Regions from separate parts of the Homo sapiens genome. Here regions 1 and 2 are each linked to region 3. A link is a contact called in ENCODE Hi-C data. All regions are on one chromosome and are shown on one strand. Each heading gives the region's core, a stretch centred on a gene start or an enhancer-like site at or near the end of the contact. The rest is flanking DNA. Distances are from core to core; before and after follow the strand shown. Region 1 holds the start of XPC (XPC complex subunit, DNA damage recognition and repair factor). Region 2 holds the start of CHCHD4 (coiled-coil-helix-coiled-coil-helix domain containing 4). Region 3 holds the start of OXNAD1 (oxidoreductase NAD binding domain containing 1).

Region 1 (4,259 bases), core at 348-2,847, 2.1 Mb before region 3:
GCAGGAGAATCACTTGAACCTAGGAGGCGGAGGTCACGCCACTGCACTCCAGCCTCAGCGACAGAGTGAGACACTGTCTCGAAAAAAATAAAAAATAAATAAAATATTTATTTAGCATTTAGCCCTACCAATCCACGGGCCCTGCATCCACAGATTCAACCAACCACAGATGAATATATTTCGGGAAAAAAAATACAAATTTAAAAAATACAGCATGACAACTATTTCCATAGTATCCACATTGTATTAGGTATTATTAGTGATCTAGAGATGATTTAAAGTATGTCGGAGGATGTGCATAGGTTACATGGAAACACTAGGCCATTTGATATAAGGTACTTGAGCATCACAGGTTTTAGTATCCGCGGGGTATCTGGGAAGGACCACCTTAGTTTGCTCAAGGAATGTCTAACTTGAGTTTTGAAGAAATAGAAAAAATCAGCCCTGGTAAAAGCCATGGGGGGTTCACTCTAGGCAGAAGGAACATCAAAGGAAAAGACTCAAGGAATAACTTGGCATATTTGAGGAAGAGAAAGGAGGCCAATAAGGAGGGTATCTGGCAAGGAAACAAGTGGTAAGAGAAACAGGAGAGGTAGCAAGAGCCAAAACATGTAGTATCTTGTAGGCCAGGATAAAACAACTGGATTTTAAGCTAAGAGCAATGGAAAACCAAGGGGAGTTTAAAGCAGGAGCAGGGCATGATTTTTTTTTTTTTTAAGATTATTTGGGTTGCTGGATGCAGAGCTGGGAGGCCAGTAAAGAGGAAACTGCAGTCACTCAACTGAAAGGTGATGATGACTTGGACAGGGGCTGTGGTCATGGAAATGAAGAGAAGTGGACAAATTTGAAATACACTCTTGAGGCTGAACTGACTGGACTTGCTGACGGACTGGATGTGTGGACATAAGAAAAAGGTGGGCTTTGCTTTATAACAAGTATTGAGACTGGAAAAACGGAGGAAAGCATAGATTTAAAGAGGAAAACCATGAGTTCTGCATTGCCCATGACAAATGTAAGAAGCCTATCAAATATCCATGAGGGGAAGTCAGGTGGGATCCCACTGTGGAACTCTGGGTGAGACTCAGCTGAAGTTATCATTCGGGAGTCAGCACACTGCATCACTCTACGTCCTGGTCCGTCCGTCTGTCTTCCTGGGACACAAATAACTGCCTTCTCCGAGTTCAACCCTGAACATCTGTATCCTCTGGACAACGGGGAGCGGGAAAAAAGCTACGCAGGAGCTTGGATCGGGCGAAGCTCGCGGGAAACCGCTCTGGGTGCGCAGGACAAAGACGCGGGGACAGCGGGGAGGGCCGGCCGCAGCCTGCCGGGCTGCCCCCACGGCGCGGAACGCGCGCAGCAACCTCCACCAGGCCTCCGCGTCTGGACTCCCGCCCTGCCTCTGGGCCTCCTCCGCCCACCGGCGGCGTCTCCCGCGAAGCCCGCTGGGCCTCGCTCTCACCCTCCTCCTCCTCCTCACGCCGGGCCTTGCTCTTGGCCTTGGATTTCTGGCTGCGCAGTTCGCGTCCCCGCGGCTCCCCGCCGGCCGCGCGTTTCCGAGCCATGTTGCTTGTCTGGGCAAATTCCACTTCGCGAGTGACGCACCCGGCCGCGATGCGCTAGAACGCCGGCCCCGCCCCGAGGCGGTGCGCTTGGCCACGCCCCTTCGTTGGAGGCCTAGTCACGCCCCTAAAGGAAGCTCCACCCCATACCCGTGGCCACTAAAAAACTGCGGGAAGCAGGAAAGAGCACAACAGGTTTCTCTCTATTTCCGGTGTATTGTATCCTCACGTTTCCGGAGATTGACGTTGCTCTTGTGTTCTCGCGAGAGGCGGGAAAGGGCGCAGGGTTTGAAACATGGCGGACGACGTAGACCAGGTAAGTGTATTTTAAGGAGGTCGCTCGAAGGAGCTTCTTGTACTAGGCTGCTTTTTCCAGACTCAGGAAAAATGGCCAGTCGTGCCTCCTCTCTCCAAGTCACCATGGCCTAATCCACCCTGTCCTTTCCGTAACCCCCCCTCCGAATTTTGCCGTAGGCCCTGAGACCTTTTCCTGTTAGAAGCCCACCTGATGACTATTCTCACACTCTTCGCTTCATTTTTTTAAATCTGTAGATTATTATCCTTAGCTACCTCATGGAGCTGTCAGGATTCCAATAGAAAGCCAGGTAATAAAGTTAGGAGTTGTTATCATTAGTGAGCGCAACAATTATTTATTCATTCAGCAGATAGAGTGAACATCAGCTTTGTATGGTTAGGCACTGTTCTAAGGGCCAGGGACACTGACATCGACATATAAGAGATCCTTGCCATTACTTGGAGCTTATATTTGCGAGGAGAACAGATAAAAGTAAATATAAATATGTAAGACTTCCAGGAACTGTGATGTGCTGTGAAGGAAACAAGGAACTGGTATGCAGAATAACAGATGGTCCTAGAAGCTTTTTCACCTGGTCTTTTTCTTCCTCAAATATCTTTGGAGATCATGCCACAACTTAAACTTTCTACTGAAATCTGACCTCCTCAGAGAGGACTTCTGCCCAAATAGCACTCCCGCTACTCTGGTTACCCTGCCTCATTTTTCTTCATAGAGAGTTATTTTTTCATATTAAATGTATGCATCTTTGTTTAATGTGAATCTCTCCCCACTAGAATGTAAATGCCATAAGAGCAGGGATTTTGTTTTGTTCATTCTTTTGTCTTTGGGGTTTAGAACAGTGCTGGAAACACTCAAAAAATATTTGAGTGAATGAGTTAGATGATCAGAGGAAGCCTCTTTGAGAAGCCAATATTTAAAGCTACAGGATGAAAAGAGCAGACAGTGGGCATCCCAGACAGAGGCTTAGGTAGCAGTAGGGCTTTTTCATGTGCATATTCTTACAGTATTATAATTATTTGTATGCCTCTCCACAGTAGAATGAGCTCCTTGAGGGTGGGGATTGTGACTTCTCTATCATTGTAATCTAACAGTTGGTTATCTGATCCTTTAACAAACACTTGTTGAACTGAGGGACATAGGGACCAGTTGAGTTAGGTTATTTTTTTCTCTCATCAGGCCTTTTGAATCTTCAGAGCCTGTTACCAATTCAGTTACCTTCCTCCACTGGCCTTGTGTACTTACTGAAGAAGCTCTCCTTGAATAATCTTTCTAACTCTTAGCGGCTGCAACCATCCCTTCCATGTGGGTGACCCCAAGTCATCCTAGCCCTGACCTCTAAAACCAATGTTTCCAGCAGTTCTGTAATAATATAATATTAATAGGAATCTTTTCTTTTCCTTTTTTTTTCTATTCTTTTCTTTTTTTTGGATGGAGTCTCACTCTATCGCCCAGGCTGGAGTGCAGTGGCGTGATCTCAGCTCACTGCAACCTCTGCCTCCTGGGTTCAAGTGATTCTCCTGTCTCAGCCTCCCAAGTAGCTGGGACTACAGGTGCGTGCCGCCACACCTGGCTAATTTTTGTATTTTTCGTAGAGATGGGGTTTCACCATGTTGGCCAGGCTGGTCTCAAACTCCTAACCTCAGGTGATCTGCCTTTCTCAGCCGCCCAAAGTGCTGGGATTCAAGCGTGAGCCACCACGCCCGGCCAATAGGAACCATTTCTAAATATTAATATTTTCTGTTTTCCTGGCACTGTTTTTAAATGCATTAACTAGTTTAATCCTCATAAGAACCCAGAAAGAAGGTTGTGGCTTTCTCAATTACAAATGAAGAATCTGAGAATTACAGATGGCATGATTTTTAATCTCAGTTCATAAATGTCAGGTCACAGCCAGGAGTTGAACCCGGACTGCCTGACTCCAAAGCCAGTGCTTGCTTGCCTTTTTTTTTTTTTTTTTTTTTTTTTTTTTTTTTTTTAAAAAAAAAAAAGACAAGAGTCTCACTCTGTTGCCCAAGCTGGAGTGCAGTGGCACGATCTTGGCTCACTGCAACCTCCACCTCGCCAGGCTCAAGCAATCCTCCCACCTCAGCCCTTGGAGTAGCTGGGACTACAGGCATGTGCCACCATGCCCGGCTAAGCCAGTGCTTTCAACCAGTGTTCTATACTGGCTACTAAATATATTTATCTTATTCACCAGTTGGCAGCCTAAACTCAACCTGTGCTGAATTCATAATCTTCCCATAAACCTACACCTCTATTTGGCATTCTGACTAGTGTATGGTAGGCATTAAGTGAGTGTTTTTCCAATGATTACATAATATTTGAGATAAAGCTAAAGTCCCTGAGACCCTATGCCCTGAAATTGGGTCAGGCAGTTTGGA
Region 2 (3,614 bases), core at 1,115-3,614, 2.1 Mb before region 3:
GGTGCGAGGCTGAGAGCCCTTGAATGCCAAACCAACGAGTTTAACCTGAAGGCTGGGTAGCAGGTGGACCCCTGAAATAAACTTGTACAGGCAAGTGATTCACTCAGAACAGAGGGCAGGTAAATGCATGATTCAATAAAGATGTGGGCACCCATTGTACACCAAGCCCTGTGCTAGATGCTGGGGATTCCACAGCCCATCTGATGCTCTCAGCTTAGTGCGAGAAGACAGGCAGGAAGTAAGATGGCAAAAAATAAAAAAGGTCATTTCAGACAGTTCAGGATGTGAAAGACACAAAGGGTCAGGAGGTGATATTGGAGCTAAATGTTAAAGGATGAGGAGTCAGCCACGGAAGAGCTGAAGGCAGGATATACCAAACCAAGGGAATAGCCAAGAGGCTAGAGGCTGGGCAGCAAAAGGGTGGGAAGAGACCAGGCTGGAAAGGCAGACAGGGCCAGATCACATAAGCTCTGATACAGTAAGCAGTTTGGGATCATTTTTTAAAAATCCTATGGGAAGCATAAAGGATCAGTGGGGGGCGGAGGGGGGGAAGTTAGGGACTTCTTACGGGGACAGTGGTATGCACAAGATAAATACTAAGGAAGGCCTATAAGTGAGTGCTTTCAATTCTCACTCCTCTCCGAACTAAGAGAGATCTTTGAAGCAGGAAAAGATAGGGCTCCATGTTTTGGAGGCAGATGGACCTAGCCTCCCCTTTCCAGAGAAAACTGCCTCCTGTAAATCCTCAAAGAGGAGGGTCTTGTTTATCAGCACAGCCTCATTATACCCAAAGGCTCAAAAATTATTTGCTAAATGAAGTAAATTAGAGAAAGACTCGAAATTAAAAACAAGAGTGGTGAGGGCAGAGGACTTTTGCTTATGGCACACATTAAGTAGTAATCAGCGGAAATATAATAGTACTCATTAAAGAGTGAGTCTTATGGCTTTACGACCCAGAGGAGGAGAGGTTCTAGAAGCAGACAGCGCCACCAGGGAAAAGGCTCAGAATTTTAGGCTGAGCTAGTCTCCTAACTGGATGTGTAACTACAGGTAGGCCACCTCCTTCTCTGGGCTTCAGATTGCTTGAATTAACTGACGGAGCTGGAGTATTCACCAAAGAATTTCTGGGGGACTTCCAACTCTCTCTGTAGTTTTATAACCATCCATCCCCCTTCTCTGGCGCAGAGAAGGTGCTTCATGAGTATTTGCCGTATCAATGAAGCCCAACATCTCATTTTACAACACTGGATACCAGGGCCTGGAGGGGTTAGGTGGGAGCTCAGGGCCAAGGAGCCAGTTTGTGGCAGTGTGTGGGGAGGCCCTCCGACCTGTGGCTCGGGTACTTCTGAGCTCTTGGGTAGAGTAACATCAAGGAAGCAGTAGGTGGTCGGAGCTCAACTTTGGGGTGGGAGGTAGGCAGGGTTCTCCCTGCAATCCACTGGGCACTAGATTGGATAAGGCTCTTCTGGGGTCACAATGCCCAGGCTCAAACCCCAGCTCCACGATTTGCTGGCTGAGTGGCTTTAGCCATGTCTCCTGTGTCTAACTTTACTCTTCAGTAAAATGTGACCAACAACAGAGCCTGACTTACAAAGGTCGCAGCGAGATCTGTGAGACAAGCCAGGCAAGTTTCCTTGAACAGTGCCTGACAGGTAGCAGGGGGCTCAAAAACATTCCCGTTAGTGGAACTCCTAGCACTCCAGCACAGCACACGCTACCCCGAGTGGCAACTTTTCGGGACGCGCCTTTTAAAGGCGCGTGCAAAATGTAAACACGTGGGGTATGGCAGGAGCGGTAGTGATAATTAACCACCATACATTCCCAGTTTCGAGCCACACGCAACGTGCTCGGCACTTCCCGTGCCCCAACCGGACCTAGTTTACGACTTCCTACGCACAGGCCCCTCTGAGGTCAGGGTTCGGGCTTCACTGTGACCTTGGACCAGCCCCGTTCCCCCCAGAGCTTCGGTTTTCTCATCCGCAAAACAGGAGTAGCGACCCCCCAGCCGGCCCGCCTCCGAGTGTCCCAGGGTGGGCACCTGGGCCGCGCCTCAGGTGGCCCGCGCCCGGCGTGGTCGCGGGGCGCCGGGGCCCGCGTGTCTCCCGCAGGCCCTCGTAGGCCGGTCTCCGTGGCAGCCCGCCCTCCCTACCTTCCTGCCGGCAATAGGACATGGCTGCAGCCCGTCCCTGAGACCTTGCAGAAGCGGCGGTGGCGGCAGCTGCACCTTTACGCCGTGACCTCCCTCTCCTCTGGCAGGGCGGGCTCCTCCGAAGCCCGCGCGGACCCGCCCCCTCCCAGGCCTGCCCGCCGCGCGCCTGCCTCGGCGCCCTCGCAACCGCGGCCAGGCCAACCTCAGCCGGAAACTACATTTCCCAGCAGGTCGCGCGCTCCTCGACAGCTCTCCAGGCAGTAGAAACTACATTTCCCCGAAAGCTTTGCAGTGCGCAGGCGCATCAATGAGGTACTGCAATGTCCCGGACCGTATAGTTTCCAGGACGTCTCGCCGCGCGCATGCGCAGAAACACTGGGCACAGGGGGAGGTAACTGCAGTAAGTCCCGCTTGGCCCTGGAGTCCACGCGGATTTTCGAAGCTGGGGCTGGCAAGAGGCCGCTGGACACCACGCTCCAGTCGTCAGCCCACTTCCTAGCTGAACAGCGCGAGGCGGCGGCAGCGAGCCGGGTCCCACCATGGCCGCGAATGTGAGTATCCCCGGGCCAGCCGGGCCACACCCAGGCTTCCCCGTCGCCCTGGGGCTTTTCCCCGGGGTCCTCTAGGTCCATTTCGCCGCCTGGAGCTCCTCCGTGCGGCTAGGCCCGCATCTCCCTCTGCTCGCCGTGTCTGTGCCTTCGCCAGCTCATCCCTCTGCTCATCTCGCGGCCTGTCCAGGCTTCTTTTGTCCGTGTTCCTTGGCTCGCCTCGTCCTCGGCGTTCGTGCGGAGGCGGACTCGGAGGTGTTGCTCCCGTACTGGGATCTGCTTGTACGCCTCTCCGCGGCCCCTCCTTGCATTCCCAGTTCCCTCCTGTACCTTGGGGCCCTGAAACTTGCGCATTATGAGAGCTGGACGCGACCTCAGAGAGGGCGCCAGTCCCTTGGGAGGGAGGAAGGCGATCCAGCCCAAGTGGAGCTGTCCAGCAATGGACAGACAGGGCTGTCCAGGCGGGCAGAGAGCTCTCCGCCCTAGGGAGTCTCTGTAAACCGAGTCTGTGATGCTCCAAAAAGCTTAGGCTGGGCTGGGAGCGAAGGAGTTGGGGGAGAGGGAGCATTTCTCTACTGTCGGGGCCCCTCCTCCCCCTAGCAAGGATTTGGTTGGAGGAGGCCTGGCTGAGGGCTGTTCCCTCAAGGCCTCTTCTCCCTGCAACTAGCCTTTCTCGGGAAACTATTTAAGCCCAACATTCATTCAACAAGCAGCGCCTCCTACCAGGGCGCTGGGTGTGGGAGAAGCTGGTGACTCACCTCTCCCCTCCTCTGTGAAAGTGCTTCTAGGGCCCGCTTAGGAGCCCAGCCAGCCCCAGACACACCCTCCCTCCTGCTTTGGTAGAGTGTCCTAGCAGCTCTCCCCTTGCCTGTCACACCCTATTTCCAGACACCGCCTCTGTCCCCAAGCGTCCTCTC
Region 3 (4,124 bases), core at 1,175-3,674:
AATTGACAGTAACTCCATCCTCCCAGTTATTAAGGTCACAAATATTGAAATCATCCTTGTCTCACTCCTTCACACCCTATATCCAATCAGTTATTCAAAGCGTATCCAGAATCTAAGTACTTCTCATTATTTCCATTGCTGTAACCAGGTCCAAGCCACCCATCTCCTTCTTTAATTAGTGTAATAGCCTCCTATTACACTGGTTTTCCTGTTTCTATGCTTGCTCTCTATAGGCTACTCTGAACACAGCAGCCAGAATCATTTTTTAAAAAACTTAAGTTGGATCATAGCACTCCTATGTTCAAAAATCCCCCAATGGTTCCCTATATCACTCACAACAAGAGCCTAAGTCCTTAAAGTGATCCACAACTTCTTACGCTACTCTCATCCTGCTCTGCTCTGGTCACACTGGCCTCCTTTTTGTTCCTTGATAAAATCAGGCATGTTCCTGTCTTAGGTCCCCTTCACTGAACGATCCTTTGCTCGACTCTCTTACCTCATACCCTCATATGTACATGGCTCACTCCCTCACCTCCTTCAAATCTTTACCTATTAAGGCCTTTCTCAGTAAGGCCTGCCATGATCACCCTATGGAAAACTGCAACTTCCTCCCAGACCAGCACTCCTGATCTTCCTTACCGTTTGCTTTCTGTTGCAGAGCACATTTTAATACAAGAATGAATCATTATATTTCTAAATTATAGTCTAAATTATAGCCCGCTTCTCTCATGAGGCTCTGTGCCTCATCCCCACTTTCCCTATATTCATTTTGGACTTCATCCTTGAGAGTGTTAAGGTCCTTACCTAAGATTCCATTCCAAGTACTGAACAAAACTTTGGGTAGGAGTGGGCAGTAATAACATTTTTTTTTTCTATTGTCAACATCCTTGGGTGAAAGATAATAGGGCAACTAAAGACTAAAATGAAATTGTAAAGCTGCACCTAGGAATTATATCTCAAACAAGATAATGCAGAATTCTGTGTATAAGCCAGCACGAAATACCATACAATTGTTCCCTTCAAAGTAAGTCTAGCAGCTCTAAACAATTTTAATTACATATTAAATAGAAGAGAAATATAAAAAATTGTCCACTAAAATAATCTATATACTTTCTATTTAATAAATAATAATTTTCACTAAAGCTAGATTTATCTCTAAAGCTAAAATAAATTACGTAATCTGAACTTTAAACGTTTTAATTTACTATTCGGCTGTTTATCAATGGTGTTTAAAACCTGCCTAAAAAAATACCGCACTTTACCTAGCACAATGAAACATTCTCCTGCACTCATCACTGACAAGCTGATCTAAGTCCTTGCCACTGACTTACAATACCCTTCCCCCGTTTTAAAATTATATCCCTTACTTTGTCATAAATCACTTTTATAATGAGAGAGCAGCTAGGACACGTTGCCACGTCTTCCCCATTCTCCAAATCTTCCTACAACGAAATCAAATACCATGTGGTCAGGATAGCTTCTCTTCGCCATCTCCTCCCCCAAACCTATCCCACCCCTAGATGCAAGTCTCTTGGTGGCTTGCCTTCCCCCCAAGGTGGGTGAGAACCCCAGGGCCTTCAGCGAGAAATGCCGACATCATTTTCCCCTAGAAGCGTCACTTAGGGGAAACACCTAGGAAGGTCAGGCGAGCTTCGGTCGCCCCAAAAGCCCTGGGAAACAAAAAACGAGTCCCCTCCTCGACAGAAATATCCCAGGTTGGGACCCTAAGGCAGGGATCGGGCAGAGAGACAGAGGCTCTCCGCCACCCTCTCCCTGACCTAATCTAAGGCCAGAACTGCGTGCCTACCGAGAGAGCTCAGGGCATTAGTTGGGGTGGGGGGACGCGGGAGGAGGAAGATTCAGCAACGGGAAAGAGGGCGTGGGTGACACAGCGCAGCAAAGGCTACCCAATGATGGAAGGAACGGGCGGAACCAAACTGCGCTTGCTTGGGTGAACCGCCGGGCGGGACCCTGAAGTTACCTTGGTGATGGAGAAGTTATCTCCACATGGGCAGGGATAGAAATACGTCTCCGAGTCCTCGTCATATTGGAAGTCCTCGATTTCCACCTCGTCATGAAACACTGCCATGGTCAGCGGGGGTGGCCGAAGGGGTAACGCCCCAGCAGTCCGAGGCCAGCTCCGAGGGTTTAACTTCGCCGGAACCGGCCTGGGCTCGGCATCATCAGGTCGCGCCGGGCAAGGACTAGCCCTTCCGGCGCATAGGCAATGACGCAACTCCGCCCTGCGCGGCCAAATGGATAACCGGTAGCGGTCACCATGGAGATGGCTGAACTAGGGGCGGAGACACTGGGAAGACTGAAAGCTTGCTCAGCGGGGTCGCGCACCGCTCCTCCTATTGGGCGGCAGCGACCAATAGAATGTGGGGCTCGCCCGCGCTGCTACGTCACGTCTGGGACCGCGGAGTATTCCAGGCGCCTGCAACTAAACGTGGCCGGGTCTGCAAGCTAGGTGCCAGCGGGGAAAGTTTCCCTGCTTCTTATCGTCTGCTTTAACGCCTTAAATAGCCCGCTGAAGGCTGCAGCAGGTGCTAGGTAGCAGCCTCCCGGCCCTCGGGAAAGGCGGGGTGGGGAGGCGAGAGCAGCTTAGCCTCCTCGACCTCCCTTCCTGGTGACGGACGAACAGTTCCCGTAGAATTTCGCTTCACCGAGTGACCTTGAGCCCAGGGCGACGGTCAGCTTGTTAATTCCTGGCTGCAGGTACATTCCGCTTCTTCCTCACCCCAGACGCCTTAAAATACCCTAAATTGTGTTGCTGAAAGGACCAAGCCCTGGAAGGCAGGGATTGAGTTCTAGTCTTCTGTTTGCCAGGCTTATAACATTATTAACGACGATGATTTTTAGTAATAGTAATAACATCACCTTTTATTATTGGGAAGTTATGTGCCAGCTATTGCACTAAGTGGAATTGTCAACTCTAGGAGTTTACATGTTATTCCATTTTATTAATCTTTAAACTGAGGTACAGAGAGTTGGGCATCTTGACTAAAATCATACACCTGGGAAATAATGAAGAGCTTGTCTGTCTCCAAAGCCCAGGAACAAATTACTTATGTGAGTACCAGTTTTTTCGTTGTGAAAGAAATGGTGTCAGTAGGCAGGTTTATCAGTGTGAGGCCTATGTATGCCTTGAAGCGAAATGCAGATAAAAGGCATTTTTGTCTTGAAAGCAGTGCTAGTGCCTGTTTTGGTAAAACCGATTACATTGGGTCTTACTTAATTACTAGGCATTTTAATATCTTAGTAGAGAAGAAATGCATTGTAGTGAAAAAGCACTTTCGAGAGAAGATCTGGGATCGGAATCTTGAGTTGTTGATTACCTCTGGCAACTGGATATTTACATTCTTTGGGCCTTATTTCCTCTTCTAAGAAAGGATTGGAGTAGAGATGATATAAGATCCTTTTTAGATGTAATGTTCCACTTTTGCACGGAAATTATGAGCTTTACTTGGTTCAGCAATGATATATAACATTTAGTTTACATTTACGTAACACATATACATAATATATCCCTGTGCACTTTTGAAGAAAACATTACAATGACTACTAAACTTTACATTTATTCCTAAAAGGGCGGATCACGAGGTCAGGAATACGAGACCAGCCTGACCAACATGATGAAGCCCCGTCTTTACTAAAAAATACACAAATTAGCCAGGTGTGGTGGTGTGCCTGTAATCCCAGCCACTCAGGAGGCTGAGGCAGGAGAATCTCTTGAACCTGGAAGGCAGAGATTGCAGTGAGCTGAGATCACGCCACTGCACTCCAGCCTGGGCGACAGAGCTAGACGCTGTCTCAAAAAAAAAAAAAAAAAAAAAAAAGAAGTAGGTCATAATTGTATAATGCAAACTATATTTGATGAGTGCTGTTGTATATCAGGCCAGAAGGAGTTGTTTATTGGCAATACCAAACCTCCACCTCTCTAGGTTGTTTGACAAGGAAGAGAAGGGGTCAATGTATTAGGATTGATTTTAGTAACACTGTTGCTTGCCAGGTACTTTGGTAGACATTTTATTTATTCCTCTCAGTAATCCAGTGAGGTGGCGTGGGTAATGTTAAAATGGCAAGAGGAGACTTGCTGAAGATTAGAAAGCAGGAAGGAGTCA

The links. A loop is a pair of places that touch in the nucleus more often than their neighbours do. Pooled maps may share reads with other maps.
Region 1: a loop to region 3 is called in a map of CD14-positive monocyte, with 10 times the contacts of the local background. The contact joins the promoter of XPC here to the promoter of OXNAD1 in region 3. A Hi-C loop is called at or near these places in 1 of 168 maps with a recorded cell type or tissue (CD14-positive monocyte), 2 of 37 single-sample maps with no recorded cell type and 11 of 50 pooled maps.
Region 2: a loop to region 3 is called in a map of B cell, with 14 times the contacts of the local background. The contact joins the promoter of CHCHD4 here to the promoter of OXNAD1 in region 3. A Hi-C loop is called at or near these places in 2 of 168 maps with a recorded cell type or tissue (B cell and ascending aorta) and 14 of 50 pooled maps.

What each region holds. Positions count from the first base shown.
Region 1 is chr3:14,177,004-14,181,262 of GRCh38, forward strand. It overlaps XPC (XPC complex subunit, DNA damage recognition and repair factor), which reads right to left and starts at 1,598. Exons shown (of 16, transcript NM_004628.5): 1 at 1,463-1,598. The coding sequence starts at 1,565. LSM3 (LSM3 homolog, U6 small nuclear RNA and mRNA degradation associated) reads left to right here and starts at 1,814. Exons shown (of 4, transcript NM_014463.3): 1 at 1,814-1,878. The coding sequence starts at 1,858. RefSeq lists a silencer at 1,238-1,357 and enhancers at 1,408-1,757, 1,858-1,907.
Region 2 is chr3:14,122,506-14,126,119 of GRCh38, forward strand. CHCHD4 (coiled-coil-helix-coiled-coil-helix domain containing 4) reads right to left here and starts at 2,365. Exons shown (of 3, transcript NM_001098502.2): 1 at 2,150-2,365. The coding sequence starts at 2,171. It overlaps TMEM43 (transmembrane protein 43), which reads left to right and starts at 2,547. Exons shown (of 12, transcript NM_024334.3): 1 at 2,547-2,700. The coding sequence starts at 2,689. RefSeq lists enhancers at 1,122-1,221, 1,990-2,724, 2,592-2,791, 2,725-3,459, 2,892-3,181 and 1 more and silencers at 1,782-1,831, 1,842-2,401.
Region 3 is chr3:16,262,788-16,266,911 of GRCh38, forward strand. It overlaps OXNAD1 (oxidoreductase NAD binding domain containing 1), which reads left to right and starts at 2,425. Exons shown (of 9, transcript NM_138381.5): 1 at 2,425-2,718. It overlaps DPH3 (diphthamide biosynthesis 3), which reads right to left and starts at 2,156. Exons shown (of 3, transcript NM_206831.3): 1 at 1,982-2,156; 2 at 1,368-1,442. The coding sequence starts at 2,089. RefSeq lists an enhancer at 1,988-2,297.